Regions from separate parts of the Mus musculus genome. Here region 2 is linked to region 1. The links are chromatin loops, found by intact Hi-C in ENCODE. Cell type or tissue: heart. All regions are shown on one strand. Links, peaks and the distances in the headings refer to the core of each region. The heading gives the core; the rest is flanking DNA. Region 1 overlaps Slc18b1 (solute carrier family 18, subfamily B, member 1). Region 2 holds the start of Taar9 (trace amine-associated receptor 9).

The links. Peaks named below come from ENCODE experiments on the same cell type or tissue, not always from the same donor. Only the 100,000 strongest peaks of a DNase experiment are listed, where the experiment ranks them.
Region 2: it touches region 1 in a loop (11-fold over the local background); 9 of 42 quality-filtered maps call a loop at or near these places.

The regions. Positions count from the first base shown.
Region 1 is chr10:23,807,487-23,824,095 of GRCm38, forward strand. It overlaps Slc18b1 (solute carrier family 18, subfamily B, member 1), which reads left to right. Exons shown (of 14, transcript NM_183116.2): 6 at 3,303-3,459; 7 at 8,807-8,943; 8 at 11,574-11,675; 9 at 13,328-13,419; 10 at 15,437-15,532. Among named protein-coding and RNA genes, the nearest start is that of Slc18b1, 19 kb to the left of the region's middle. In heart, for the core only: CTCF peaks have their summits at 4,865 (motif pointing right) and 7,856 (motif pointing right); no DNase peak of the experiment used is centred there.
Region 2 is chr10:24,104,696-24,121,304 of GRCm38, forward strand. Taar9 (trace amine-associated receptor 9) reads right to left here and starts at 4,839. Exons shown (of 1, transcript NM_001010831.1): 1 at 3,793-4,839. The coding sequence starts at 4,839. The coding sequence ends at 3,793. In heart, for the core only: a CTCF peak has its summit at 6,644 (motif pointing left); no DNase peak of the experiment used is centred there.

The DNA of each region.
Region 1 (16,609 bases), core at 3,674-11,673:
CCCCAGTCCCAATCTTCCACGGAAGATTGCAGCCAGGGCCAACACGTTTCACACATTACTTAATCATGTGTGGCCTCTGCAGACTTTGACTGTAAAATTGTAAGCCCTTGTAGTGGGTTGGTCCGATGCTGCTTGTATTCTAATGCTAAATTCTGGCTCTCAAGATCTGGTTGCCCCTGACAAGCAGATCCTCATGGGCACACCAAGAGATGCTATGCAAACCTTGTTCCCCAATTTAGCTGGTCAATAAAAGGTTAGAGCCTGTGGTTGGGCAGTAGAGGGAGGAAGCAGGACAGGAGGATTGAGCGAGGGGGTTGCAGGTAGAGGAGAGAAGAGGGAAGAAAGGACATGAGGCTGGGGGAGGCCGCCAGGAGAGGAGATAGACCTGGGGTAGGCCGCCAGGAGAGGAGATGGGCCATGATCTCAGGGCCAGGAGAACAGCAGTAATACAGGGCATTATGGCTGGGACATAAGTTAGAACAGCTCCGAAACTGCCCAGTCTAGGCTTACAGTTTGTAAATAAAATACCTGGATTGTGTGTCTTCTTTACAGGCTAGATAGACTGCTTAATTCCATTCAACAAGCCATGGGTGTATTTAAAGCCCTAGAAAACTAGATTGATTTAAAATGTTCCAGTTTCCTCAACATTAAGGTTCTTTTCCACAGGACTGCCTTGTTTATTTTACCTTTAGTTAATTTTATGCAGCATAAAATCAGAAACGTATGAAATGGAATACAGAATATGGTAAATGTTTGACACATCGCATTGCTGTTCTGACTGCAAGCACACATCTGCCATCCAGGCACCCAGTGCCCGAGCTACTCCAAGACGGCTTCTTCCCAAGATTCCATATCTACGCATGCATACGAATACATATGCACACGTACACACAAGTACATGTGCACACTTATACACATGCAGACAGGTACATATGCACACGTACACACAAGTACATGTGCACACTTATACACATGCAGACAGGTACATATGCACACATACACACAAGTACATGTGCACACTTATACACATGCAGACAGGTACATATGCACACGTACACACAAGTACATGTGCACACTTATACACGTGCAGACAGGCACATATGCACACGTACACACAAGTACATGTGCACACTTATACACATGCAGACAGGTACATATGCACACGTACACACAAGTACATGTGCACACTTATACACATGCAGACAGGTACATATGCACACGTACACACAAGTACATGTGCACACTTATACACGTGCAGACAGGTACATATGCACACGTACACACAAGTACATGTGCACACTTATACACATGCAGACAGGTACATATGCACACGTACACACAAGTACATGTGCACACTTATACACGTGCAGACAGGTACATATGCACACGTACACACAAGTACATGTGCACACTTATACACATGCAGACAGGTACATATGCACACGTACACACAAGTACATGTGCACACTTATACACGTGCAGACAGGTACATATGCACACGTACACACAAGTACATGTGCACACTTTTACACGTGCAGATAGGTACATTTGTATACACACACATATGCACATACATACACATGTACACACATGTACAAACATACATGTGCATATGGAGTAGCAGAGTGATTCTCTTCCCTCCCTCCCTTCCTTCCTTCCTTCCTTCCTTCCTTCCTTTCTTTCTTTCTTTCTTTCTTTCTTTCTTTCTTTCTCTCTCTCTAGATTTATTTATATTATGTATATGAGTACAGTGTAGCTATCTTCAACACACCAGAAGAGGGCATTGGGTCTAATCACAAATGGTTGTGAGTCACCATGTGGCCACTGGGAATTGAACCCAGGACCTCAGGAAGAGTAGTCCGTGTTCTCAACAGCTGAGCCATCTCTCCAGCCCCCTTTTCTTTGCACAGTTGATGACATACTCTTCACACTATTTAACACCTCACTAATTTTACTGATAAACTCACATTGGTGGCTACAGTATCTAGTTATAAAACCCATCCATTCTCTCTTTACTGGCTGTGTACACTTACACCGCATAGATATCTCCTAGTTAATTAAAATGCTAGTGAATATTTACATCATTTGCATCTTTTGTTCCTTTGTTTAGAACAGGGTCTCATTTAGGCCAGGCTTGCTAGAACTCTCAACAGTTGACCTTGAACTCCTGGTTTTGGTGCCTGAAACCTTTCTCTTGGGTGCTGAGATCACAGGTGTCTGCCACTGCACCTTGCTTCACATTGCAAACAGTGCTATAGTATCAGTGTGTGAACCAACATCTCTCTCTCTCTCTGTATAAACTGTGAAGTGACATTTTTAAAAGTAGTACTCTCATAATTCTGTTTTTGCTTACATTTTTGAGAATTTCTACATGAGTACAATATATTTGTATAATTTCCACTCCTTTTCCTTAGTTTACTGCTTTGTGTGTGTGTGTGTGTGTGTGTGTGTGTGTGTGTGTGTGTAAACACAGCTTCCACCAAGTTCATCTAGTGTTGCTCATACGTCTCTATGCTCAGCCCTGACCACAGTTGGATAACCAACCCGGGGCTCCCCCTGGAGGATACTGATTCCCTTTCTTAGCAGCCATTGGTTGCCTATAGTGCTCACCTGGGGATAAAGCTCTGTGAGATTTCTCCCATCCACGGGCACGTCAGTCAGTTAGTGTAGTCACTATGCTGGTCTTCCTCAGGTAACTGTATTGTTGGGATGTCATGGATGCAACTTCCCTGTCTCATGCAGAGGACACTCTCTCATCGCAGATGTCCTGGGCCTCTGGCTCTTTCCATCTTCTGCCCCTATTCCTTGGTGCTCCCTGAGACGTAGGTATATGGGTTGTAGTGCATGTATATCAGTTGGTGTTGAACACCCTGTGACCAGTTGTATTTTACATTTTGACCAGTTGTAGATTTCTGTAATGGGCTCCAGCAGCTTAGAAAAGAAACGTCTTTGATGAAAGGTGGGAGGTGCACTTCCCTGTGGATGTACGGACAAATATTTCAAATGTGGTTACAAACTATACTGCTTTAGGAAAATGGCAGTTACCAGGGTCTATTTCCATGTCTATGGCCTTACCAGCCACAGGGAGGCTAGCTAGGTTTACAGGACCAGGCATTTTGAGATGGGGTCTTACTATGCCACCCTTTCTGGCCTGGGACTCATAGACATCTACCTGCCTCTACTTCCCAAGTGCTGACATTAAAGGTCTGTGTCATCATGCCTGACACTAGTAATTCTTCATCTAAAATACATGAGCTAAATCCTCGTTTCATTTTTGTTTTTTGTTTTTTTTTTACTTTTAGGGAAGTCTTGAGGTTTTTTCTGGACTGGGGCTGGTAGCAGGCCCCCCTTTAGGTGGCCTTTTGTATCAATCCTTTGGCTACGAGGTACCCTTTATTTTTCTGGGGTGCATAGTCCTGCTGATGATACCACTCAACCTATACATTTTGCCTAGTTATGGTAAGTTCAAACTTAATACTCGCTTTAGACCTTTTATTTTATTTGTATGTCTTTGTAAAGGATACATTACGGTATGTTGGCTTTTAGTTAATGTAATCAATGATACCTCTTTTGCCACACCCTCAAAAACTGGCTCTCTTTCCTAAAACATGGGTAATTAATTCATGAGAACTTTTGCTTACAGAGGACTAGGGATAAAGCTCAATTAGCAGACTACTTGCATCAAGTCCTAGGTTTGCTCTCTAGCTCCACACAAAGAGAACGATGGTGGTGCTCATCTTTAAAGCACCTCAGCTATAGGGTGAGTTTACGGCCAGCCTAGGTTGCATGAGGCCCTATCTTCAAACAAACAAACAAACAAACAAATAAATAAATAAAAGCATATCACAAAAATTTCTAGGTTTTAGGAGGATCAAAATACTTAATTTCTCCTCACAAGCCATTGCCATTGGGCTGAACTAAATCACCAGAAACTGCTGTGGGCAACACATTTTGTCTACAAAGCAGTAAAAGCAAGGTGAGATCCCTATAAGTTCTAGGCCAATGTGGCTTTAGGTTCTTTTGTTGTTTTTTTTTTGGGGGGGGGTGGGGTGGGGGTGGGATGGGGTGGTTGAGACAGGGTTTCTCTGTGTAGCCCTGGCTGTCCTGGAACTCACTTTGTAGACCAGGATGGCCTTGAACTCATAAATCTGCCTGCCTCTGCCTCCCAAGTGCTGGGATTAAAGGCGTGTGTCACCACCCCCCCCCCCCCCCCCCCCCCCCCCCCCCGCTCGGCTTGTTGGTTTGTTTTTAATACGGTCTCACTATGTAGCCCTGCCCACCCTGGAACTCACACGCCCAGAGATCTTCCTGCCTCTACCTTTCCCAACTCTAGGTTCTAGGTCAACTTTGTGTACTTAGTGAGTTCCACGCCATCCTGGGCACAAAGTGACACGTTTGTTTTTCACTCCGTGAGTTTCTTTGAGATACATCTCAAACAAACTAAAACATTCAGTGTAGCCGGTCAAGGCCAATTATTCCTTCCCAGTGGGCCTTCTGCTTGTCTGGAGCAGTAATAGTTACAAGGACACAGTAAGATAATAGTTCCTGGCACAGTAAAGGAATCATTCCGGGTCAAAGTTTCCATCCCCACATAAATCACTAATCACAGTGATAAGCAGCTGCATACTGTCATGGTTAACTGATAGGAGCTAACCAGGGCAAGGAGCACAGAACACTTTGGGCCATCAGGTTCTTAGCTGTGGCTCATTGGTAGTTCCCTTTGGTCCAAATGAAACTTACTAGCCAGGTTATGTACATTGTAAGCATTGATTCTTAGTAGGGTAGTCAACTTGTATTCTTGCTAGGTTACTATGGGGAACTGGGGAGAACAGAGCCAGCGAGGCAATACCACAGTAAACCACAAGGTGGTGCTTATCCTCTTTGCAAGTGTAAGGAATCAGTTTTTTGTTTGTTTGTTTTGTTTTATGTTGTTTTCCCTTCGTTTAGCATCCTGGGCTATGTCCAGGTATGATGGCTAAACAGTCAGCAACAGACCTGGGGAGATGGGTCAGCAGTGAAGAGCATTGGATGCTCTTGTAGAGGACCTAGGCTCAATTCCCAGCAACTACATGGTGGCTCACAGCAGCCATCTGTAATGGAATCTGATGCCCTCCTTCTAGTGTGTGTCTGAAGACAGCTGCAGTGTCCTCATATACATAAAAAAAAAAAAAATCTCAAAAAAAAAAAAAGAAAGAAAAAGAAAAAAAGAAAAGAAAAGAAAGGGGTTAGATTCTCATGTAGCAAAAGGAAAAAAAAAACTCTTTATTACATTAGGAAATGAGAAAAGATAGCTAAGACAGGCTAATTAAAACTGGAATTTAAAAAAATCCCTAAGGTCGATAATATTAAGTTTGGAGTGTTCCTAAATAAGTGCACTCTTACAGTTATTGAAAGTTTTAATGCCATTGAAAGTTTTAGGATAGATGTTACAGGAAATCTCCAACCCAAATAAACCCACGCAAAGAAAACACGACTCAGTTAATATGAATAAAACTGCATGCCTAGATTGGGCAGATCTGCCGCTACACTACCATCTTCCTCATCTGTGAGACCCCTTATTTGCTTGTGGTTCCTCCAGGCCACGGGCTTCTGCTCCACTTTCCTTCCACCCCCTCTGTCGTCCTCTCTTCTCCCTCTCCTCCATCTCGCCCAAACTTTCAGCTCCACCTTCTCTTCTCCTGCCCAATCACAGGCTCTAGCCTTTGTTTTACAAATTAAGTAGGGGGGAGGACTCATTCGTGTCCTAAGCCCCTCCCTGGAGAGTGGAATTAGCATCAAAATACAAGCAGTCCCTGGGCCATCAGCAACTGTAATGAAGTTGTCTTTTGTTTTGACTTGTGAGCAGTTAGAATCCTGTGTTCAATACCTGCTGCTCATTCCTTCCACCCCCATGGCCCGCCATACTTAGGCTACTTAGCATTGTGTGTTAGGAGTCCTTGACCCATTTCCATATCTGCTCTCCAGTTGTTCCCTGATGTCCTGTTCTAACAGTCATGGCATGCCACGCCTCTCATTAAAACCCTCAACCTGAGAATCTGAGGAGCCTGCTTTACACCATGGTGACAGGAGGATCTATGGAGTTACACAATAGTCCCACCTCCTTTGTGGGCCACATACTACAAGACCAGAGCACACATCAAGCCCACTTCTACTAAGTTTTGATGTGTGCACACATACTTACGGTAAAGTTTAATTTAAAATTAGGCACAGTTAAGAGATTAACAATATGGGGCTGGTGTGATGGCTCAGCGGTTAAGAGTACTAGCTGCACTTGCAGAGGAACAGAGTTCAAGTCCCAGCATCCACATGGTGGTTCACAACCATCTGTAACTCAGCTCTCAGGACAGAGCATCCTCTTCCGGCCTCTGAAGCACCAGGAACACATGGCAGGTTCCTGGCACAGACGGACATACAGGCAAAACACCACATACACATTAAATAATTAAATAATTGTAAAAGGAGATTAGCAATAATAATGAAAGCATAAAACAAGTACGATTACTATAATTAAAGTTGTTTAAAATTTAGAAACTCGTTGTTTCTGGATTTTTCCAGTTATTATTGTTATTATTATATAATTTTTTTTTAAAGACAGGGTTTTTCTGTGCAGCCCTGGCCATCCTGGACCAGGCTGGATTTGAGTTCAGTGATGCACCTGCCTCTGCCTCTTGAGTGCTGGGATTAAAGGCTTGCACCACCACGCCCAGCCATCCTTTTATTTTAAAACTTAAAACAATCGGTACATTTTACTTATTTCATTTTCTGTGTGTGAGTTTTTGACTGTGTGCATGTCTGGTGCTCACAGAGGTCAGAAAGAAGGCATGTGGGCACTGGAAACTAAACCTCTGTCTTTTGTAGGAGCAGCTAGTGTTCTTTACTGAGCTATATATTATAACAGATAATGCTTTCTGTATACGCAAGAAATGTAACAGATTAAAACAAAAGGTTTTTTTATAATTAAAAAAATTTTTTTGATTTATTTATTTATTATATGTAAGTACACTGTAGCTGTCCTCAGATACTCCAGAAGAAGGCATCAGATTTCATTACAGATGGTTGTGAGCCACCATGTGGTTGCTGGGATTTGAACTCGGGACCTTTGGAAGAGCAGTCGGCACTCTTAACCACTAGCCATCTCACCAGCCCTTAAAATTATTTTTATTTTAATATTATATTATTTGTTGTTTTCTCTCTGTCTCTGTCTCTGTCTCTCTGTCTCTGTCTCTGTCTCTCTCTCTCTCTCTCTCTCTCTCTCTCTGTGTGTGTGTGTGTGTGTGTGTGTGTGTGTGTAGCCCTGTCTGGCTGTCCTGCAACTCACTCTTGTAAACCAGGATGGCCTTGAACTTAGACTCCAACAACCTCTCTCTCCCAATTGCTGGGATTAAAGGCATGTGCCCCATGCCTGGTTATTTTTACCATTTTAAATTGTGTGATGGGGGCTGGTGAGATGGCTCAACAGGTAAGAGCACCCGACTGCTCTTCCGAAGGTCCTGAGTTCAAATCCCAGCAACCACATGGTGGCTCACAACCATCCGTAATGAGATCTGACTCCCTCTTCTGGTGTGTCTGAAGACAGCTACAGTGTACTTACATATAATAAAATAAATAAATAAATAAATCTTTAAAAAAAAAATTGTGTGATGAGTGCAGAGGCTTTGGAGCCCCTGGAGCTGGAGCTACTGGTGGTTGTGAGCCACCTGATGTGGGTACTGTAAACAGAACTCTGTTCCTCTTAAAGAGAAGTGAGTGCTCTTAATTGCCAACCCATCTCTCCAGCCCATCTTTTGTAATTTTCAATTCAAATTCATTGAAGTTCAAAATCCACTAAGATCAACTGCCTGCTGGCAATACCTGGCTATGCCACAAGGTGGCACTATACCCTCTCTAAAGTAAAATACATACTCTGGTTTGAGGGTTGCGCTTTTGAATGACAGTATTCTCTGTATTCTGAAAATTTCCCTGAGAATATTACCTAAAATAACAAAAGTTTGCACAGTCTTTGAATATTTAGATATTGCAGATAGCCATGCTGATACTCAGATAGTCATGAACTTGGGTTAGGAGACTGGGAGACATGATCTTAAATGATAAAAGTCGTTCACACAGTGACACACCGCCTTCCAGTCTCTCAATGTAGGGTTTAGTTTGCACTCACAAAAGTAACCAGGTCTTGTTTTACAAAGAAAATTAGGAACCCCCCCCTCCCATGACACACACACACACACACACACACACATACACACACCCCTGGTGGAGCTCGAAGCACAGATGGTGATTTCTCTGTGGCTGTTCATGCCACTGTCCCATCCAAAAGGCCTTACTTCTAGATTATAAGGTGAAAACCTCCCGGCACACACTGATTGCACTGGACAGACACTATTTGTGTTTGAAAACCTGAGATTTGCTTTTTTTTTATTATTTTTTTTTTATTTTGGAGTTTTGTTTTGTTTGTCTTTTGAGATCAGTCTTACGGAGCCAGGCTGGCTTCACTCACTATGTAGCGGGGGATGAAATGAATTCCTGAACCTCCTGCTTCTACCTCCTAAGTGCTGAGATGCTGAGTATATGTCACCACGCCAGGGTGAAAGGCAGTCTTTTCAATAAAAATTGATCATGCCTTCTAAAGATGAAGAGTTTGGAAGCTGATGTAGATGATACTATTTAATTTCGGGCAACCCAACTGTACAATTCATTTTTATTACTAGATAGATAGTCTTACCAGCTTTGGCCCTCAAAGAAAGTTAAAAGATAACGCTAAGAGATGGTAATTGCGATGATGTATCTCTGTTTCTATTTTTAACCCAAGAGTCCGATCCAGGGAAGCAGTCCTTCTGGAAACTTGTCACCTTACCCAAGATGGGCCTCCTAGCCTTCGTGATCATCTCTCTCAGCTCCTGCTTCGGCTTCCTGGACCCAACCCTGTCTCTCTTTGTCATGGAGAAGGTAAGCACCGAGCTCTGCATGTTGGCCCTGATTATGTGCCCTCAGGCTCCTTAGCTGTTCTAAGGAGGGAGACAGGGAGCTGCGCTCTGGCCCCTCAGTGTTGTTCTTTGAGGGATGCGACTCTGTGATCTGGGGCCTGATCCATTAAGAAAAAAATCTTCTCCTAGAGTCCAGTACACTGTCTCCTTCTACCTAAGACCTTGCTCATGCTGTTCCAGGTCTGGGCGGTCTGTGCAGGCATCTTCCATATTAGCTACCTAACTAGGACAGCTTTTCTCTAATTGTGTGAGTTGTAAGGAGGCATTACGAGTGGTCACTAGGTCAATGGGTCACTAGGTCACTAGGTCTTCTGATGTGAGTTGTCCTCCGCTCCCTGATGTCCCTGATTTACTTTCTCTTTAGCTATTTGATATAATCAGATGACTATGGTTCATACTACAGACTAGGAGGAAGGAACCAAGAGTCTCTGTTGCTGAAACATAAATGCTGGATTCCTATTATCTATCTTGCTTTTCACAGTGACATACCGTCTTCTGCACAGACCCTGCCCTCCTGAAACCATACCTAGGGCTAGGATCCAAGAACATCCTTTTTTCTTTTTTTAATATTTATTTATTATTTATATGTAAATACACTGTACACTGTAGCTGTCTTCAGACACACCAGTAGAGGGTGTCAGATGTCATTACGGATGGTTGTGAGCCATCATGTGGTTGCTGGGATTTGAACTCAGGACCTTCGGAAGAACAGTCAGTGCTCTTAACCGCTGAGCCATCTCTCCAGCCCCCAACCCTTTTTCTTTTAAAGGCAGTCACTGATTTTATTCTTTTATTCACTGTGAAAGGTGAGGGTCATAGAAGCCATGAGGGATAAGAACATCCTTTAATAAGTTCTGTGTGTGACCTTTTTTTTTGTATACATAAAATTTGTGAAACAGTGTATATAAAAAAATATTAGTTTGTAGAAATCAAATAATATGTTTAACATCAAATGCTACAAAAATAAAACTTCTAGGATTCTGATTGGTGGTTGGAATTTTTTTTTCCTCCTCAGAACAAAGTATTACCCATGTACAAAGTAAGGAAAAGTTAAAGGGAATTGGATGAAAGCTAACCTTTTTTTTAAGAGTCTCGAACATTTTTGCTTATTATAAAAAAACATTTTTGTTTCTTATATAAAAATATTGTACTAATATATATCCTAAAATTAATATACCCCTGCATGTAAAGCGCCCTACCCTGTCTCCTTGTTCTTCCCCCCACCTCTTCCTTTTTTATTTTTATTAGATTTAATTTTTTTTACTTATTCGTTTTAGATCCCACTCACCGTCCCCCTCTCTGTTACCTGATCCTGAAAGACCCCGAGAGGAGCCCCTCGCTCAGGCCTTGGGATAATAGTGGACCCCCAAGAACTCACGAGAGACCAAGCTTGATGCAAACCACACAAGACTTTATTCGGGGAAAGCCAGAGCTCTGGGGACGACTCATATCCCACGCAGGGGCAGAGGAGTCGACCCCGAGGGGAAAGGGGTCCCAGTTTTTATAGGCCCTCAAGGGGAAAAGGAGAAGGGGAGAGTAGGGGATTTCCAGATCTAAACAATGTCTATTCTAAAATGATTGATTTCTCAAGAAATGGGTATGGGAGGGAAACAAGGAAGGAGTCTAATGCAGGTTCAGGAACTCCGATTGGCCCCGATTGTGGTTGCTGGGGAGATTTTCCGACTCTATCCCCAGCAACCAATACCACAAACACCAGGCAGTGAGGTGCAGCAGTGGGCACACACCTGGGTTCAAGGAACGGTCAGAAAATTGTCAGACACACGGGTTCGAGGAGCGGCCAGAGCATTGTGTACCTCTATTTTTCTAAATCAGTGAAGCTAGTTCTGCTAACAATGAAATCTATTTTGCCAATTTCAGGGCTTCTGTGACCTTTTACATTCTTCTGTCGGGATCTTTCAATCCCACAATCCCTCCCCCCTCCCCTTCTCCTCTGAGCCAGTGATGGCTCCTCTGGCTATGTTCCCCACCCCCACCTCTGTCTGCCCCAACCTGGCACACTTCAAGTCTCTCCATGGCTAGGCGCATCCTCTCCCACTGAGGCCAGACAAGGCAGCCCAGCTAGAAGAACATATCCCATGTACAGGCAACAGCTTTTGGAATAGCCCCTGCTCCAGTTGTCTTGATTGATAGCTTGACTAGATAGAAAAGTATCTAAGAAATTAGTAAGATATATCTCTGGGTAAGGCTTGAAGTTACTTCCAGACAGCACTAATTAGGATGCCCTCAGTGTTGGAGCATCATCCCAGAGATGGGGCTGGATGAACCACGGGAAGAAAGGAGGAAGCCAGAGAGCGCAGGTACTCTGTCTGCCTCCTGGCTGCCACCATGCAAGTTCTCTGCTCTCCTGCATCCTCCCCTCCAGGATGCTCTGAAACCATGAGCCGGAATGAGCTACAATCTCTCCCTTTCACACTGTTCCCTAGGCACAGCCATGGCCAGCTAGCCACAACAGGAATACTGCGTGTGACTGATAGACTTCTGTTAGCAGAGCTCAGGCAGAGGAGGGAAAAGGGGATGCTTATTTTAAAGGGAGATGAAGCATTCAACTTTAACATGGCATTTCTTTTCCAGTTCAGTCTGTCAACTGGATACGTGGGCCTGGTCTTCCTGGGTCTGTCTCTATCCTACGCCATTTCTTCGCCGCTGTTTGGTCTACTCAGCGATAAGATGCCTGTATGTACACCGACCGAATTATTCTTGAGTTGTTTTGCATGTTTAGATCTATAGCTACCTCCCCAGAATTCCAAAGCTCCATTGCTTAAATCTCACACCTTCAACCTGAGAGAGAGAATCCAGGATCTCCCAGCCTCAGTTGCTGCTCAGAGTGGGCACAAGTTGAGGATTTCAGTGAAAATGAGTCTGATGGTAAAACTCCTGCAAATGGCAATTAGACTATGAGATCACTTGTTCTTTTAAGAGAGGGCCTTACAATATGGCCCAGGCTGTTTTAGAACTTGGTCCTCTTGCTTCAACCTTTCCTGAGCCAGGATCACAATCTACCATTGTTAAGACAAGCCTGGCTTAAGCTTTCTTAATGGCCCAAGTGAAACAAAGTAAAATAAAACAAAAACCCCCAATCCTAATAACAAAGGGAGAATCTTAGAAGTTATCCGGGCTTGATCAGATGGAGAAACTGTTACAGGGAAATTCTGAGTTAGTGAGTCTGAAATATGGCCCTGGAAATGCGCATTGTCCATTCGGTAGCCATCTTGAAAAGAATCCCTTTTGTTCTCCCTCAGTTTGGCCTAACCCATTCGGTCTTCATGACTAATATGCAGAGGCAGCACCGTTAACCAGACTTCACATCTCCGTGGCCGTCTCTGAGGCTTTACCGCTTACATTTTACATTTTTCTCTCTTTAGCTTTTCACATACATTTATCAAGACATATCTATTACGGGAATTGACTTAGTAACCCAAGTCTCAAAAGCATAAAGCCTTCTTTTTTTAAAAAAGATGTGCCTTCATTTTTGTCTGTGTCTGTGCATATGTATTCCACATGTATGTGGGTGACCTCAGAGACCAGAAGCAGGCATTGGCTCTCCTGAACCTGGACTTCTAGGGGTTGCGAGTCACCTGACCTAGGTGCTGGGAACAAACTGGTGCTGGGGGAGGAGTAAGACAGTTTTAGCAGTGTATGGATTACTATTTCAACAATGACTTTGGCTAGGCGTGGTGGCATGTGTCTTTAATCCCAGCACTCGGGAGGCAGAGTTGGGTGGATCTCTATGAGTTCAAGGCCAGCCTGGTCTACAGAGGAGTTCCAGGACAACCAGGGCTACAGAGGGAAACCCTGCTTCAAAAAATCACATCCCCACCACTCCCTCACAACTTCAAAACAAAAAACAGTGACTTTGATTTGGAAGTATATTAAAAGAACTTTGAACTGCATTTCAAAACAGCCTTTGGAGATAAATGTGAAGACATAACCTTAAGCCAGGTGTTACCTTAGCAAATGTCAGTTACTCAGCTCCTGGGAGGCAGGAGGACTAAGAGATTATTAATTCAATGCTAGTCAGGGCTATATTTCAAGACCTTGCTCTAAAAGAAAGCCATAGGCAAGTTCTTAGATGTTTGTAATAGTTCATGATGTGCAGGTCTGTAGCGTGCTTCCCTCCTACAGGACTTCGATGCTCAGTTTGTAAAATATTCTCCTTGCCCTTAAGTTTATCATCTACCAATTTTCTCTTAAATGTATAACTTTGTTTGCTTCAATGGTTTTGGATTTTTGAATGTTATTACTGTAAGTTTTTAAAAATTGTTTGATTATAGAGGATCTTTTGGTTTAAGCTTAAAATTCTTTTCTTTCTTTTTTTTCTTTACCAGACTCTAAGGAAATGGCTTCTGGTTTTTGGAAACTTAATTACAGCTGGGTGCTACATGCTCTTAGGACCTGTTCCTCTTCTGCACATCAAAAGGTAACTTTTCTTGTCCCCCATGCTTTTTGGAGAAACAGTAATTATTTAACTTTCAATGGCTTGGTACTGTGGGCATTGCTATTTAAACAATGACCTTGACTTAGGACAGTGCTTGATGGTTTGCTCGGTTTGACAGAGCAAACTAGAAATTGGCAGTTCTCCAAGCAAATCTTAAAGTTTTTATCAGATGAGAAAATACCCATTCTTATCTCTAAAGTGTTTGTTTGCTTTGTTAGCTGAGCCTGGCTTTGAACTTAGCATCCTCCAGACTCCTCTCAAATGCTAGGATTATACGTGTGTACCATCCTATCTCCCCTCTCCTGTGTTTCAATTGCACAGTTGTTTGGAATAATTTCAGAATAGCATTTATTGCTAGCATCCTTGGCTTGATGCTTAAGAGAATACAGTTTATTTATTTGTTTGTTTGTTTGTTTGTTTGTTTTTTGAGACAGGGTTTCTCTGTGTAGTCCTGGCTGTCCTGGAACTCACTTTGTAGACTAGGCTGGCCTCAAACTCAGAAATTCGCCTGTCTCTGCCTCCCAAGTGCTGGGATTAAAGGCGTGCACCACCAAGCCCGGCCTACAGTTTACTTTTAATTCTTTCTTCTCACTCACTGAGAGCAGGACTGAGGCTTTTATTGTTTCCAGGTCATTTTTTAGCATGTAGTAGTTTCTCATTTTGTTATAATTTCTTTATTAAAATTTATCAAAAGGAAATGAGCCCCTTAGGCTTTTCCACATACTTCTAGGATGACAAGCTGTCACAGGAGGAGAGTGACTTTGGAGTCTTTTGGACCTGGATTTGAATTTTGGCCCTGTCAACTAGTAGCAGAACTTGAACAAATCATTTAACTTGCAAGAGACTGAGCTTTCTTGTCTACAGAAAGAAACCAGGGCCGGCAACACGGTCAACATATTAAGATACTTGCTGCAAAGCCTGGAACCATGAGTTAATTCTCCAGGACTTAACTTTAGGAGTTACAAGGTGGAAAGAGAGAACCCGACTCACGCTGGTTGCCCTCTGACCTCTACACATGCTGCGGCACACCTCCCCTCGAAAATAAAGAAATATGATTACAATTTTTAAAAGGAACTAAAGCTAATACAGGCATGACAAGAATTAAATGTACAACATCTGTCATGTACCTAGATGAAGCCCACACTGAGTGACAGTCAGTTTCTCATCTGTTCCTTTGCCCCCCCTCACCCCCTTCTTTCCTGTGTTTAATGAGATGAACAACAGCATTGGCGTTGAGAGGATTTTGTTATGGTGAGCCGGCCAGGTGATTACAGATGTGTAGTGTGTATGACTAACCACATGTATGTGGATTGTGACACATGTATGTAGATTGTGTGACACATGTATGTGGGTTGTGTGACACATGTATGTAGATTGTGTGACACATGTATGTGGGTTGTGTGACACATGTATGTAGATTGTGTGACACATGTATGTGGGTTGTGTGACACATGTATGTGGGTTGTGTGACACATGTATGTGGACTGTGTGACACATGTATGTGGGTTGTGTGATACATGTATGTGGACTGTGTGACACATGTATGTGGACTGTGTGACACATGTATGTGGGTTGTGTGACACATGTATGTGGGTTGTGTGACCAGAAGTGACTTCAGGTAATACATGAGCTGCATTTGCAGCAGAAGTCTAAGGCTCCAGCGTGAGTTCTCCCTGAATGCCGTGGGACAAGGTGAAGAAGACCAGCCATTTGTGCAGCTGATTCTGGGGTCCTGCCCGCCTCATATTTAAGTTTGTGTCTTTTAAAATACTAATGCCTTGAGCCTGGCGTGGTGACGCACACCTTTAATCCCAGCACTTGGGAGGCAGAGGCAGGCAGATTTCTGAGTTCGAGACCAGCCTGGTCTACAAAGTGAGTTCCAGGACAGCCAGGGCTATACAGAGAAACCCTGTCTCGAAAAACCAACAAAACAAAACAAAACAAAAAACAAACAAACAAAAAAAACTTAATGCCTTGTTTCCCCCTTGTTTCTCTGCAGTCAGCTCTGGCTTCTTGTGTTGGTGTTGGTTGTAAATGGCATCTCCGCTGGAATGAGCATCATCCCGACCTTCCCAGAGATGCTCAGCTGTGCATAGTAAGTTTCTTGGTTGTCTGAAGAGCTGCGGTGTGATGGCTGTGGGGGTGGGATCATCAGTCTCGCCTCAGCTGTTTAGTCCCATAGGATGTTTGCCCAATAGTAAATCCTTGTGATTTCATAGCATGTAAATACTGTGATATGAATCAGATAAGTAATAACGAGATCATCCTGTGATAGCATAGTGACAAGATGCTGTGAGCTAGAGTAGGTTAAAGAGAGATGCTTGGCTTACTGTATGTCTCAGGTGGTGTGCGTGTGTGTGTGTGTGTGTGTGTGTGTGTGTGTGTGTGTGCGCGCGCACCCCTGTTGACTGCAGGAGAACCACAAAGAGCACTGGGTGAGCAGCCATCTGTCTTTGGCCATTGTTCCTTGTGTAGAGGGCATGTTCATGATCACTGAGGTCTGTACTTGTGCTGGCATTGCTCAGCGATGTGCAGAGGACAAAGAGCTGCTCCTGCATTTTCTTAGAGCAGCCTTTGTTCATCCTATTTCAAGAATTTCTCAATTATATTCTTGTTTTTTAAAGTTACATTTTTTAATTTTCTTTTAGATTTATTTATTTTTTTAATTATATTTAAGTACCTTGTAGCTGTCTTCAGTCACCCCAGAAGAGGGCATCAGATCTCATTACGGATGGTTGTGAGCCACCATGTGGTTGCTGGGATTTGAACTCAGAACCTTTGGAAGAGCAGTCAGTGCTCTTAACTGCTGAGCCATCTCTCTAGCCCCTTAATTATATTCTTAATTGGCATTTAATGCAAATGGGTTATGATTCTTATTATTATACAGATGTAACTAAGTTATTTTATGACGATGCTTTCAAATTTGATTCACATATTTTGTTTGCTAATTTTTGAAATTATAACATCATTGTTCCACCCTTCCCTTTATTATCTCCAAGCCCTCCCATATTCCCCCCACTCTCTTCCAATCCAGTTCCCCCTTTTCATTGTTATTGCATGTATATATGTATTTGTGTACACATATATTCCTAAACCTAGTCATTATCTATGATGTTACTTGTATGTGTGTTTTCAGAGATGACCATTTGGCACTGGACATACAGTTGGTGCG
Region 2 (16,609 bases), core at 3,559-11,558, 300 kb after region 1:
CAAAACAAACTGTCATCCAATGAAACCTGCCATATGCAGTACTTATAGTCAGTCTCAAAGATATAGGCCTTTATATTCTCAGCTAATCTTAGGAGAGACAAACTAATGTTAGGTTCTCTTCAGGTATTAATCATTAGACATTTTGTAAAACCAAATGAAGATGAAGTGTGACATAAGATTTAAGAGTGAAAGAACATGGACCATCATTAGGTGGGTAAACATTTAAAACTTGGCAATTTGTTTGTTTTAAAACTATCTTTAGAAGTTTAAAAATAAAAAGGCAATATTCAAAATATTCAATAGCATAGACAAGATTTTACCTGAAAAAAAAAACAAAACTAACTAAAACAAAACTTGTAGCAATTTACTATATTCTGTAAACCTTCAGTACAGTGATTTATAGAGGTCAGAAATGTTTCTACCTAAAAGTGAAAACGACTTTGCTCTATGGCTTAAGTTTTCCACCAGTATACTGTTAATATTTTTAACAGTACAGCAAATGACAGCGAGAGAGGTTCCTCAGCAATAAGCTTGCTTGCTGCTCTTCCGGAGGACACCAGCTCAGTTTCTAATGCATGCATGAGGCAGTTCACAATCTCCTGCAACCCTTGCTCCAGGAGATCTAGTGACCTTTTGGCCACCACAGGAACCGACACATATAGCATGTATCCACACAGATAGACAGACAGGCAGGCAGGCAGGCAGACAGACAGAAAGAAATAAAGGAAGAGAGACACACAAACAAATAAGAAGGGAGAATAAACAAGAAATGGAGGAGTTAGGAAAAGCACAGCACCCAAGAATAAGCACAGCCCAAAGGTCTCTTATCTTTATTGAAGATTTTTACTAAACAAGTAGATATTACCCATTTTTAAACAAAAATATGACATGAGATATACATTGATAACATGTTAGCATCATGGTACATAAATGTCAAAATAACATTTATTTTCAACCTGAATCAATTATAACAACACATGAAAATGTTATTAATGGAAATTTTCAGGATAACTGGAGGCAGTGTATGTTGCCTTTAATGACTATTTTAAAATATATTAATGTTGAAATTAGTATGCCTAGTATTGTTCTGCCCCTGTTTTTATACAAATGTATGAGAAATGTGATTGCTTAGGGCTGACCTTCCAATGTGTGAAAGTACGACTGAGTCAAAGGCAGAAGAGAGAAAGAAAAACAAACATGGCATCTCAATGGGGAAAGTAAAGAGGCCATGACACCCAGCTAGGGAAGCATTTAGTGTGGCTTCTCTTACAAATGGAAACGTCTACTGCAGCAATGCTTGGTCTCATGGGTAGTTCTTAGAGGTCTAGGTGTGAATGATGACTCTTATCATTCATTCATTCATTCATTCATTCATTCATCCATCCTTAGCCATGCTAGGCATGAGAACTGTGCCTTCACACTTACTAGGCAAACTCTATCACTGTTCTCTACCCCAATCCACTATTACTGTGACTATATCTTGTTACTGATAAGCTATTGATAACCTTAAATTATTGGAAAAGTTGCCGTATTGAAGGGTACTGATGGGAATTGCCTGATTGCTAATATTTTATATATGTCTTTGAACATCTTTTAAATATCATGTAAAAAAATATACATAGCTCTATATAATTTAGTTTCCATTTAAGTAGCAACCAGAGAAAACACATATGAACAAAAGCTATTGTGAATTAAGAAACACTTTAAAACAGATTTATACTTGGCCAATAAAATTAAACTTGTATTTAGATAATTGCTGTATATGAGAGGCCTAGTATTTCCATAGCTATGTCAGGGTGTAAGTGGATTAGGTTTTCTCTGTAATAGTATGGAATATTTTATTGGACAAAGCAAATAAACCAAGAGCTACAGATCACTAGGCTGAAGGACTGAGTTCAACTCCATGTCTGAGATCATAGGGACCATCAGAGAGCAAAGTTCACGTCCCTCGTCCATTGATCTGGGTCTGAACACATCCATGGCTCTGCAGGATTTTGATGTGGGGCTGGCAGAGGTTTATGGTTGGTTGTGTTTTATCATAGGGAAACAGACGCAGAAGTTTGTTTGTTTGTTTGTTTGTTTTTTAAACAACAAAACATCCTTTGGAAGCATATAAAGAGTAGAGAAACAAGCCCACTTAGTGATGCTGGGAAGAACTTGAATCTGGTTAGGATTTAGAATCTGGTTAGTAGTCTGCTGTTCAGACTCTGCCTTCACACCCTTAGTGATCATGCTGACGGATGCTGAGGCAGGAAGCAGGTCAGGACAGTAGGGGATGAAAGAGACCTCCAGTGATGGTGAGCACCATTCTTCGGAGGTAGCATCAGAGAGACAGCTTGTTCAATGGCGGGGAGGGAGGCTATTTAAGCTAATAGGGGCTATTGGGATGAAGGCACAACATTGGCCGGGGCCAGGGTGCTGGGGATGCCTCACGTGCTTAAGGAGGAGTTCCCAGTGCTGCTGGACTTAAAAGAGAAAAAGGAAGTTTAACCGGGCTACTGGGCTAAGTGACCTCCTGGGCCGGGGTGGGGGTGCCCAAAGATGGGGATGCGGGGCTATGTGGGACAGGAAGGCTCCGTGGCAGGTGGGGACCGATTGTACTCCTGCAGATCTCAGGACTCCACAAACCTAAAATGAAAAGGCTAGTTATGTGCTTTTCAGTGTCTCTAGGCTCTTTTCTCTACTACTCCAAGTGTTGGTACGAAGTTCCCATTTGCAGCTGAAGGAAAGACCATGTTGGGATAAAGACGTGTCTGACGCACAGGCTAGCAGACACGGCTTTCAGTTGCTTCTTTAGGAGTGAGACCAAGGCACAGCAGTTTAAGGCAATCTCTTGGATCTCTTGTTTTCTGAACCACACCCAGTGCTCAGCTGGGAAGCTTCGTGTCCCCCTTCTCCTCTTCCTGCTAAACACTCTCAGCTCTACTTAAAATGTATCAGCACTGTATCTTGAAACACATAACACACATTTTAATCAAAATGAACTAAAACTCACATTGATTGAGGATTATATACTGGACTAGAAAGTGGGACACATTCCTGCAGGAAATATCTGTTTGAGTTCCTGTTGTGTTAAAACAACCTTTGGTTTTCCTGTTTGACTCCCTTCGATTCAAAGAAAGACCACAAATGTTAAAAAAAAAAAAAAACACACATTTGAATTAACACTTTAAAATGCAGTATAAGCACACGTGTTTCTTGTGAACTTATATCTGTGAAAAGAGGAAGGAGCAACCCCCAGGTTCCTGAAACGTGAGCCTTTGCATGCGTTTAGATGCTTTTCAGTCACTTAGGTGTTCTCAGTGCTAATGCACTGTAATGTCCCTTAACATTAAAAATGAATGTTTAAATAATTTGAAATTATATTTACTTCTCATGCAACATATGCCTTAAAGGAGGCTTTGTCTCCTGCATGCTAATTCCATGTTTGTGAGCGCTTCATTGTCTTTGTTATTGTCAATATCCGAACACTCATTATGAGGGAAAACCGACCACAGGGAGGGGCGAGGGGGGAATTAGAATCCTTCAAATGACTCAAAGAAACTAATAGAAATTTCAGAGCAAAGCAAAGACATTAAGGAGCACACCACTTTGGAAGAAATTAACAGATGGGTCCCCTGTGACTCAGCCCTAAAATGTACAGGCACTCTAAGAAGAAAATACTTCAGAGTAGCCTTTGAACCTAAGATCTCCTGCTGGGTGAATGATTATGGGACCTCGCTAGATTAGAGGGATTAGTTTTACCTCTGACCTTAAACCCTAGTCAGATTTCAAATCTCTGCTGTGACTGTTTTAACCTGCACCTGCCTCTTCAGAGAATAGATTAGTTGTTGATGAATCAGCCCTGAAGACTTTGCCACTCACAATAAGTTTTATTGCCTTACGAAACCAAGGATAAAAAAAGGCGTATATCAAGGGGTTCATAGCTGAATTGTAGTAAACACACCACACTAATATCTCATAGACGTACGCAGGAGTTATGAAGTTCATGTAAGCGTCAATAACCGCATCAATAATGTATGGCAGCCAGGACACGAGAAATGCAGCCATGGCGATCCCCAAGGTCTTGGCAGCCTTCCTCTCTCTTTTGGCTACTCTTTCCTTATAGCTCTCAGAGGAGGCCTGAGCTTGGTTGGCTGTACCCTCTATCTTCCTAGCCTGATACTTTGCCACCAAAAATATCCGACCATATAGAAACACCATGACCACAGTGGGCAGAAAGAACAAAAGGAAACAAAGTAAAACCCAATTTTGATTCAGTGGAGCCTGGCAGCCTCCCACACAGGTCAGAGCAACCACTAATTCCTCAATCCCTTCCTCATTGGCTCCCGTGTAAAAGATGGAAAAGCTGTATGTGACAGAAAAGAACCAAGAGAGAGCAATGCACAGTCCAGAAACCGATACAGTGAACTTGGTCGGATAGGTCAGTGGATCTGTAACTGCAATGTACCGGTCAATGGAGATGCAGCATAAATGAAACAGAGACGCAAAACAGAAGGAGGTGTCGAAACACGTGTGGAACTTACAGTAACTCTCCCCAAAGTACCAGCAGCTCTCCACAGAACGCACCGTGCTGAAGGGCATCACTGTCACCCCCACCAAGAAGTCAGCACAGGCCAGGGAGGCCACCAGGAAGTTCGTAGGCGTGTGCAGCTGTTTAAAGTGGAGGATGGCAATGATGACCAGTAAGTTCCCAAACACTGCCAGCAGGGCTCCCAAACCGAGGACCCCATAGAGGATGGCTCGAGGCCAGGGTGCGTAAGAGCTTTTAATGCAGGATCCGTTCACATTCTCATAGCAGAGCTCCATGGGCGGTTCTGGGGAGAAGTCGCTTGTCATTGCCTCCAGTCTTGGTAATTGTAAACTTCCCAGGTTTCCATTCTAGCAATCTAAAGCAAAAAACGGGGTTAACAACTGTCTTAGTCAGGGTGTCTATTCCTGCACAAACATCATGACCAAGAAGCAAGTTGGGGAGGAAAGGGTTTATTCGGCTTACACTTCCATACTGCTGTTCATCACCAAGGACGTCAGGACTGGAGCTCAAGCAGGTCAGGAAGCAGGAGCTGATGCAGAGGCCATGGAGAGATGCTCTTTACTGGCTTGCTTCCCCTGGCTTGCTCAGCCTGCTCTCTTATAGAACCCAAGACTACCAGCCCAGACATGGTCCCACCCTCAAGGAGCCTTTCCCCCTTGATCTTTAATTGAGAAAATGCCTTACAGTTGGATCTCATGGAGGCATTTCCTCGACTGAAGCTCTGTGATAACTCCAGCTGTGTCAAGTTGACACAAAACTAGCCAGTACAACAACTTAAAAATCTCCTGGGGAAACATAAAGAAAAACAAAAAAAAACAAGAACTCTATTTAAAGTAAAGGTAACCTTTTACTACGTGTTTTTTGTATACCCATTTTACTCTTTCCCAAAAGTGCTCTAAGGATGTTAAGAAACAAAAACCTGTTGCAAAAAGCCATTTAAAAGTCAAAAGTCTTACTAAGTAAATGTACATTGTCTAATGTTTATTTTATATTATATCTTTGCCCTATTATTACTATATTATAATTACTATCATCATAGAATTTACTTTATTAATTGTTAGAAAAGTTTTTTTCTGTGGATGTCATCTTACCTTTTGAAAATAGCAAACTGGATTGAACTGGTTTTGCCACCAATGGCTGAATTTTATTTACTTCTTTTTTGTCTCCCCAGAGCGGCCATCGGCTGCAATCAACAACTTAGTTTTGCTTTTTTTTTTTTTTTAAACTGGAAAAAAATAAATTACATGTCCTTCAAATTGTAAGCTCAAAATCCCCATAGTATAGAGTGTGAACGCTGGGACCAGCTTACTCTTAGTTGCCTTAAACACACACATGAGGAATGTACTTTAACTGTGACTTATATTTCTATTTTGTCTTTTTGTGTTGATGATTTGAGCAGCTGGAAGTATCCTGGAAAACTCTTACCGAATTGTTACTAGAATAACCATCATGAAAGTGTTTCTTAGGAAGAGAGCCTGTGTGAGCTGTCTAAAATCAGTAAGAAAAAAAAAAAAGAAAAGAAAAGAAAAAAAAGAAAAGAAAAACAAGCCATAGGTCTCCTTGCACTTCTAGGATGCTTAGTTTTAAACAGGCCAAGAGGAGTGTGAGCAGCTGGGGTGGGTGTGAGCAGTTGCCTGTACCCCTGCTGTGCCCTGTAAACACGTGTGAACAATGCCATCCAAGGCGCATGTTATTTCTGTGGGTGTTTGATTTTGTTTTTAGAAGACCATATAGTGTAAAGAGGCTTTCTAAAGTGTACCTGACAAGCAAGTGATTAGCTTCTACTTTGGGACTAAGAGACACCTTGTATTTGAATATCACTCATCTCCATCCTAGAGAGTAGCCTGCACTTACTGCCATTTATCCCATGGCATGCATGTGTTAGAAATGCAGGACTATATACAGATGGTGTGCATCTTTTGTTTTTACCACATCTCAGCAATGGGTTTCTCTGTCTGCACGTGTTTAAATGACACTTGTTCTATTACAAGCGTCACAGACTTTGATGACTTTGATTTTTATTGGAGCTCAGCTTGGTTTGTTGTCCAGGAATGAACTTTCCCATTTCAGACAGTGTCCCTGTCACACTTGGGCTCCCCCTGGTGGTAATTCTACATGTTTGTAGATCAGCATGACCAAAGTGACCAATAAAGTTGTACTAATGACATACTTTCTTCTTCTAGTCTCATTCTGCGAATAAAGTCCACACGTGTCTTGGTTTGCTCTCAGGGGAGCTAAAGCATTTCAGTCTAGGTGGTATCCTGCCCCAAATTTTAAATGTCTGTGTAATGAATTCTGAGTCCTCAGTCTTTGAATAACCGTCCCCCACTTCCCTATGTCCAAATAATGATGCTCTTGTGCAAGAGAGCATGCTTGCCTTTCCTATCCCTCTACCCTTGAGCTCAAGGATGACAGCTTTCAGTCTCGACAATCTCTTAATCCTTGCCCTTACCATAGAAGCAAGGGCTCCAGTAACACCTCCAAGATCCATATTGTTCTTTAATGGTGCTCTTTATTCATAGGAGAGATTAGAATTTTGTAAAGAAATGTTGGTCCCAGCAATGGGATAAGGAGCAGGGAAAGGAACAACTGAAGCCACGTTTGTGCAGAGGAGACAATGTCAAAGCATTTTATAAGGTCGCTGCTGACAGTGTGAATAGGCACCCAGTCTACAAATCTCAAATGCCAAAATAATAATGGAGAATAAATAATTACAAATAGTCAGAAAGAGGACTAAATGAGGCCATAGTAATTAAGGGTAGATCTGTATATAAAATAAGTGATGGAGGAGGAGAAAGAGGAAGAAGAGGAGGGAGAGAGAGGAGCAGGAGATGATTGACAGCTAGTCTAGCAAAATAAAGCTGGGGGGGGGCTTGGTAATAGATATGACATCTGTCTCTAAAAACAAATTTTTGAAATAGTTTAGTCAATACAACAGAAATATTTTCTCTAAATAGAAGTGATTTGCAGGAAGAGAACAGAATAGTCATACAATATCCCTGTGACAATATCTAATTAAAAAAATGGCCTTATTTCTTTTTGTAGTTCTCGGTGTATAGTCATGGCTGAAGTGCTCTAAATGCTAATCTAAAATTTTAATTTTAAAATTGAGCCACCTAGAAAGTACATTTTTAGCTGTCAAGAATGATGGAGAATATTTTCCATGCACAGTGCACACAACGGCACATTGTACCCACACACAGCCAACTTTTTTCTGCCATAGAACACAGCAATGAGTATGAACTGTGTGACAGTGTGGTGACATAGTTTCAGAAAACACCCCTTCTTGCTTGCAGAGACTGAACATTTTCCATGCTTTGTAAAGGAGTTAATAATATGTGTAACTTTAATTTTTCCAATGCTTATTTTTTTCTTTTTTCTTTTATTGGTTATCTTATTTAGTTACATTTCAAATGTTATTCCCCCTTCCCAGTGTCTCCTCCACAAACCCCCTATCTCATTGCCCAACCCAGCCAGCCCCTCCTGTCTCACCACCTTAGCATTTCCCTATGCTGGGGCATCAAGCCTCCACAGGACCAAGGGCCTCCCTGTCCATTGATGCCAGATAAGGCCATCCTCTGCTACATAAATGGAGGCTTAGAAAGGTAAAAGTGGAAACTCTGTGTTAGAATGAGGTGTTTGATTTTTAAAAACATCTTGTGGTGTTCTGAGTGAACTCCAAGGTTCCTTACACTATTGCTATATTACTGTTCTTAACTGAAGGTCATGTTCATATAAGCGTGTTTGTCTGTTTGGGGGGAAAGGGCCATGTCTATTCTACGTAATGGAAACTGTTTGGAGGTATGGCCATGCTATTGTCCATGGCTCTGTTCCATCACTCTGTCCAAGCTAATGCTGCTCTCCAGAGCTCCATATCATGCTTAGTCCACAGATGTCTTGCTGCATCATCGGTAAAGATGATTAGAAGGAACATAACAGCTGCTATGTGCAGCAAAAACAAAAAGGGATTTTTTTTTAAACCGTCATCGAAATAATTCATAATAGTTAAATGCCTCTTAAATATACATGATATCTTCTGAAGCTAAAAGTAATATGCACTCAACCAGTTTTTAAAACATATTTGGAACATTAAACATGATAAAAGTAGGAAAAAAATTCTTATAAAGTTCTCTATGAGAGGAAATTGTGACAAGTTCCTGAGGAACTTGTCATTAAGGAACTGTTCCATGTCCAAGGGAAAATACGCCTTGTAACTGTGGCTTTGTAGAATGAATTGGGTAGTGTTCCTTCTGTTTCTATTTTGTGAAATAGTTTGAAGAGTATTCTATTAGGTCCTCTTTGCAGGTCTGATAGAATTCTGCACTAAACCCATCTGGTCCTTGGTTTTTTTTTTTTTTTTTTTTTGGTTGGGTTAATGACTGCTTCTAATGACTGCTTCTTTAGGGGTTATGGGGCAGTTTAGATGATTTATCTGATCCTGATTTAACTTTGGCACCTGGTATCTGTCTAGAAAATTTTGTTTCTATGCCTATTATCCTTAGGTTTGGTCTTCTCATTGTGTCCTGGATTTTCTGGATGTTTTGTGTTAGGAGCTTTTTTCTTTTTGGGTTTTTTTTTTCCCCCTACTGTTGTGTCAATGTTTTCTATGGTATCTTCTTCTCCTGAGATTCTCTCTTCTATCTCTTGTAGTTTGTTGGTGATGCTTGCATCTGTGACTCCTGATCTCTTTCCTAGGTTTTCTAACTCCAGGGTTGTCTCCCTTTGTGATTTCTTTATTGTTTCTATTTCCATTTTTATATCCTGAATGGTTTTGTTCATTTCCTTGGCCTGTTTGATTGTGTTTTCCTGCGATTCTTTAAGGGATTTTTGTGTTTTCTCATTAATGGCTTCTAGCTGTTTACCTGTGTTCATCTCTAGTTCTTTAAAGGAGTTATTTATGTCCTTCTTAAAGCCCTCTATCATCATCATTACAAGTGATTTTAGATCCGAATCTTGCTTTTCCAGTGTGATGGTGTATCCATGACTTGCTATGGTGGAGAATTAGGTTCTGATGATGCCAAGTAACCTTGGTTTCTGTTGCTTATGTACTTATGCTTGCCTCCCTCCATCTGATTATCTCTAGTGTTACCTGCCCTCGCTGTATCTGACTGGATATCCTTCCTGTGGTCCTGGTTATGTCAGAACTCCTTGGAGTTCAGTTGTCTCTGATTCTGTGATCCTGAGAACCTAGGTGTGTCAGAGCTCCTGGGAGTCAAGCTGCCTCTGGGACCCTTAGATCCTGGTGGGACCAAGCTCCTGGGATCCTGGGATCCTGTGGTCCTGGGTGTGTTAGAGTGCCTGGGAGTGAAGATTATTCTGGGTGTTGTGGGACTGGCTGCAGAGTTCACACCCAAGGTCTGCTCAGGGTACCGGCCCAGGCATGAAGGAACCCAAGCCACTGGTCAGGCATAGTTCCTGGGTGCTCTGGTCCTGCTGGTCCCAGTTACTTCCGGTGTTGGGGCAGATGTTGTGTCCCTTCAATGTCTATTTTTAGTGATGGTTCTTACACACTTTAACCTCCCTTCTAGGCCACCACCCACCAGAGGTGGTGAAGCAAACACTTCACGGATATGCTAGTAGTCCAGTTTCATAGAGTCAGGACAGCAAACATGAATAAGCAGCAGTGACGTGACCTAGCAGAGACAGCCGGGCCTCAGCCTCAGCACAAGTCAGCAGGAGGGACCAGGAGGGATGCCAGGAGCAGTTCTCTGTTGTGTCTCTCTCAGTGAATGGATGATCAGTGAAGACTCAAGACCACGAAGCATTTCGTTATGCAAGTAAGCCAAACTCAATCTCTGTCACTGTCAGAGGAGTCCTTAGTATACTGCTACCATGCATCACGTATTCTCCATGGGTCTTGCCTCAACTGACATCTGACTCTGCCAATTGGCCTAAGTCCAAGAAAGTGGTAGGCAAGAAACTGCAACACACCACCAGGAGTTTTTTGGTGAGTTTATTTCTATGTGGTCCTGACAAATGCAGCTCATGTACACAATGTAAGGTTAGCCAATACATTAATGTTATTAGCTAAAAATCCTTCATCACATGTTGCTACACCCACCCCAGTGAAGTCTGTGTGGCAGGCCCAAAAGCTTGGATGCCGTCCTGAGGCAAAAAGTTTCACAGAAACTTAGTCTCCTTGGAGTCTTGGCATCCCGTAGCATGAATCCTCCAAACTTGTCCCTACATCAGTTGGAGAATGGATCTGTGTGCTTTCTTTCAGTATTATTTTATTATAGGTGCCTCCAAGGAATGATTTGGCAAATACCTAAGTTACATTGAACTTTACTTCCTGGCCTTCACCAATGTCCTAAGCAGTCCTTGAGCTGACCCTGGGCTTGGAATTTAGTAAGAATGTTAGTTATTCAGACGAATTGCCTCCAGTATTGAAAGAGAGATAGTGAAAGAAATCAGGCATTACTATCTACTATATAGAGTTAGAAATTTCAGGGCAAGCTTAGCAAAGTAAGTTTAGAATTCTTATTACAGTTATGTACGGCAGGCTACATTACTTAATAGAAGAAAGGCCCCCACAAATTCACCTAGAATAACAGCCGAGTCACTCCCATTACAGGAATTTGCAATGGCCTAGGAAGTAGGAAGGTTGTGGTCTAAGAAGGAACTAGAATAAATTCTTAGAATAACAGCTGAGTCACTCCCATACACAGGAATTTACAAAGGCCTAGAAAGAAGGTGGATTAACTATGGCAAGGGCATAAAGCCCTTGCCCCTGGCTTCTAAGAATAAGCTGACCTTAGATGGGGCTGCTTTTTATCCCAGTTGTAAACACTGCCTGACTCCTGTCAGCTATTATGTATGCATTTCTCTGTTCTGTGTAAAGAGTCATTTTGCATTGGGTAACCTCAATGTACCTGGATAACCTTAATGTATCACCTAACTTCCTTGTTTTCTTCTGTAATTTAAGTCTGATGCTCGATTTGAGACATTACATTCAGATGCAGCACTCTCTGTGTCAGTGTCTGTTTGTCACTTTCTGCCGACTCCTTGCCTATCTGGGTACCAGGACCCTGATTCTCCTGTGGGTTGAGGGACTGACTGAGTCAAGTCTGCCGCAACATATCCTTTCATGTGCTTGCTTTTGAAGAATACCATTTCACCTGAGTCTGCTTCATTGAAACATTCCTTCGTGAGTCTGCCTTAGCCTTTCACCTGTATCCACTTCAGCTAGACATTCCTTCATTTGTTTGCCTTAGCAAAACGCCATCCAACACACTGACTTTGCAAAGAATCCTTCACTTTCCACTTCAAATATGCCTTAAGATCATATAAAACAGGGCTGGAATGAGGCTCAGTGGCTAAGAGTCCTGACTACTCTTCCAGAAGTCCTGAGTTCAATTTCCAGCAACCACATGGTGGCTCATAACCATCTATAATGGGATCTGATGCCCTCTTCTGGTGTGTCTGAAGACAGTGACTATGTATATACAAAATGAATCTTTAAAAAAAAATCATACAAAACCATGTACTTAACTCTACTGTGGACTAAGCCTGAATAAGTTTAACTCATTTTTTTCCTTCGTCTCTGCTTTGTATTTTTTTAAAATTAGGTATTTATTTCATTTACATTTCCAATGCTATCTCAAAAGTCCCCACACCCTCTCCCACCCACTCCCCCACCCACCCACTCCCACTTCTTAGCCCTGGCGTTCCCCTGTATTGAGGCATATAAAGTTTGCATGTCCAATGGGCCTCTCTTTCCACTGATGGCCAACTAGGCTATCTTCTGATACATATGCAGCTAGAGACACGAGCTCCAGGGGGTACTGGTTAGTTCATATTGTTGTTCCACCTATAGGGTTGCAGATCCCCCCAACTCCTTGGATACTTCCTCTAGCTCCTCCATTGGGGGCCCTGTGATCCATCCAATAGCTGACTGTGAGCATCCACTTCTGTGTTTGCTAGGCCCCAGCATAGTCTCACAAGAGACAGCTATATCTGGGTCCTTTCAGCAAAATCTTGCTAGTGTATGCAATGGTGTCAGCATTTGGAGGCTGATTATGGGATGGATCCCTGGGTATGGCAGTCTGTAGATGGTCCATCCTTTTGTTTCTGCTCCAAACTTTGTCTCTGTAACTCCTTCCATGGGTGTTTTGTTCCCAATTCTAAGAAGGGGCAAAGTATCCACACTTTGGTCTTCATTCTTCTTGAGATTCATATGTTTTGCAAATTGTATCTTATATCTTGGGTATTCTAAGTTTCTGGACTAATATCCACTTATCAGTGAGTACATATCGTGTGAGTTCTTTTGTGATTGGGTTACCTCACTCAGGATGATGTCCTCCAGGTCCATCCATTTGCCTAGGAATTTCATAAATTCATTCTTTTTAATAGCTGAGTAGTACTCCATTTTGTAAATGTACCACATTTTCTGTATCCATTCTTCTGTTGAGGGACATCTGGGTTCTTTCCAGCTTCTGATTATTATAAATAAGGCTGCTATGAACATAGTGGAGCATGTGTCCTTCTTACCGGTTGGAACATCTTCTGGATATATGCCCAGGAGAGGTATTGCGGGATCCTCCATCATTTCTGTTTAAACATGACTTTACAAAAAAGAAAAAGAGGGCTTAAAACTTTTGTGGTAGCATCCGGGGGGCCTCAGATGTCAGTCACAGCCATCGGCAGGCAGAATTTGGGGATTACGTAATATACTCTTTTTTTTTTTATGAAGATTCCCCCAACTCTCTCTAATGAGTGAAACTATCTTGGGTTTAATTTTCTGGTTCTCTGGAACAAAGTGACTTCTTTGTCCTTTTCTGACTAATTTCCTAGTCAACTCAAAAGCCATGCTAACTCAGCCTGGCCCCAGGCTGACAATCAATGAAATAGGAACTTGATTTCATTAAGTATGCCTTTCCCACTAAAATCAGCTTGGTAACTTACAGGTAACAGAATTTAATTCACTGTGCTGGAAGCTAAGGGTACAATAGCAGAGTTAATTGTGATGAGCGCTGTTCTTCATAGATGAGCTTTCTGTATCTCCACATGGTGGCAAGAGCAGAGAAAGTCTCAGTCTTCTATTATTTTGTTACCTTGTCACCTCAGGACCTTGCCTCTCAATACCATCTCATTAGCTGTGATTTGTCAATACAGGGACATGAGAGGAACATGGATGGATATTCAGGCCATGACAATAGCTAAGCCTCACAGGCTGCCAGTTGGTCCAAGTGGATTCAGGATTCCCAACTTACACCAAGACTACATTTTAGTGAGTTCATGCCAATCTGTGCTTATCAATATCTGACAAAACATGCATTGAAACACAAAATTTATTGGACAATAAAGCACTTTATTTAAAAAATCACCCTGCTTCTTACAAAACTATTCTCAAGCAGCGAGTTTACTACAATTAAAAAACCATATGCTTAAATGTCAGACGTCAGAGCCTGTTCTAAGTGTATGGCCAGGATTGGGATTGGAAGTAAATGCTTTGTAACCCATGTCAAGACAACCTCCATCTAAGACACAGAAAACAGTTGAGGTTGAGGTTTTTATTTTTTGGAGAAAAGAGTTCTTCTGAACCATTCTTTGTTAAGATCAGGAAGTAAAGGCCTGTAGTTACTCTAAGCTTCTTCCAGAATTATCCCATGTCAGCCGATGCAAACTTGCATTTAATACTTTATACAATAGAGTCGATAGGGTTAGATGAGCTGAGCCTAAGTTCTGACTTTGCTATCTGGTAGTACTAACTATACAAGTGTGTTTTAAAATAAATACAATGAAGAAAACAATACCTGTTATTAAATGGTATCAGTTGTGCACGGCTCATGTTAATATTGGTATATGTAAATTAATCATTTAATTGAGAACTCAATGTATAGTAAATTTCCAGAAATAACTTTGATATTATCTTGAAAGATAACATGATGTGGAAAATACTATATAAAAATATATACCATATATACCATATAAAAATACCAATGCAATATAAACTAAAAACAATATAGTTATCAAGAAGTAACCAGTACATAACTCATTTTGGTAGATAGATGTGTTACAGCACATAAATGTGCCATTTAAGTAAAGTCTTAGGAGATGTGGAAGTCTGGGCATAGCTAAACATAGCTCTTAATTCTAAAGACGAGGCCCTTCAACTGGCTTTGTCATGTGCATTGGCAATTTCTTTAGATGTTCATAATGACTTGATGAAAAGTAAAATAAAGTCAAACATGACTTTTAGATACACACACATACATACCTTTTACAACAGTTGTTACATTGTAGCTATATACATCATACTAGAGATAACTTTGATGGACCATGGCTAGTGCAAATTCTTTCAGCAAACAGAATTTGAGGTAGCATGCTACCTTTCATTGCACACTTAACCTATAGTAAGAGATGTTTTCAGGTATGGGTTTGCATGGGTGGCCTGGATTGATTTACTGGGATGATCAAAACCTTAGAAGAACAGAGATGAGAGGAGATTTGAGCAAATGATATGAGGAGTAGACCCCTTAACATGGGGACACAAAGGAAATAAATTTATTCCATGTGAAGACCTACCAAAATGTCACATTGGAAGAGAAAACCATTAACAACTCATTATGAAGGTATCCCACTTAGAGATGCTAGCTAATCTCACTTGATAACTAAAATGCTACATGGTCAATAGCTTTTTTAACTAGATAGCGGTCACAGCAGCACAAATAGGGGCTAAGCAGTTTCTTAACACAGTGGACATCCCTCCTAATTTTTCAATTTTACAGGAAAGCAGAACAGACACAAACCAGGAAGCAAGTTAGAAGAACCCTGCTATCTTGGGGGAACCAGAATTTATTACTGTGGTAAAAAACACTTATGTGAACCCAAATCTGGTTTCTTCACTTGCCATGTTCCATGAAATCCACCATCTGTTATCTATGGAAAATCTCACATGCATCACAGGACACATGTACATGAAGGCAGATTAACGTTGAAAGAAATGTCGAGCGAGCTGGTGTGCGACAAAACTCCTATACAGGTAGGAACCCAGAAGCAGCTCATATTTCGGATGGTGTGATGGAATATTAGATACATGAGTGATGTCCAGCTGCATATATGAGCTCATAGGTTATTGATTATTTGGAGAGAAAGAATAGATGCCATCCAGGCATAGACTTGGAGGTGGAGGCAGTAGCCGGGTGATCTCCTGTTTTTGTGGGTTACATAAGGGGTGATTATATGAAGAAGAGCTTTTATATGTACGTATAAAGGGGTGAAGTATGTTGAAGGTCCGTATATGTGTTATCTTGAGTGTGTAATGTCCAAATAGTCTACCTAACGGTAAGGAATGAACAAGAGAGGGGACATCAGGATCAATGTTGTGCTGCTTGCCCTCTTCTGGTATGGTTTTTCTCTTTTTTACTTTCTTTTTGTTTTTTTAAATATACAGCTCAGTATTGACATTTATTTTAAGTCATCAAAATAATTTATAACAGTTAAATGCCCATTAAATATACATGATATCTTCTGAAGCTAAAAGCACTCAAGCAGTTTTAAAAATCTATTTGGAACATTAAACATGATAGAAGTAGAAAATTTTTTCTTATGAAGTCCTCTATGAAAGGAAAATGTGAGAAGTTCCTGATTAGACAGGAACTGTTCCATGTCCAAGGGAAAATACCCCATGTAACTGGGGCTTCAGAGAATGAATTGGGCAGTGTTCCTTCTGTTTCTATTTTGTGGGATAGTTTGAAGAGTATTGGAATTAGGTCTTCTCTGCAGGTCTGATAGAATTCTGCACTAAACCCATCTGGTCCTGGGCTTTTTTTTTTTTTTTTGGTTGGAAGGCTTTTAATGACTTCTTCTATTTCTTCAGGGGTTATGGTACTGTTTAGATGGTTTATCTGATCCTGATTTAACTTTGTTATTTGATATCTGTCTAGAAAATTGTCCATTTCATCCAGATTTTCCAGTTTTGTTGAGTACAGGCTTTTGATGACTTTTTTTCCCCTCGGTTTCTGTTGTTATATCTCCTTTTTCATTTCTGATTTTGTTACTTTGGTACTGTCTTTGTGCCCTCTCTTGTTGGTCTAGCTAAGGGTTTATCTGTCTTGTGGATTTTCTCAAAGA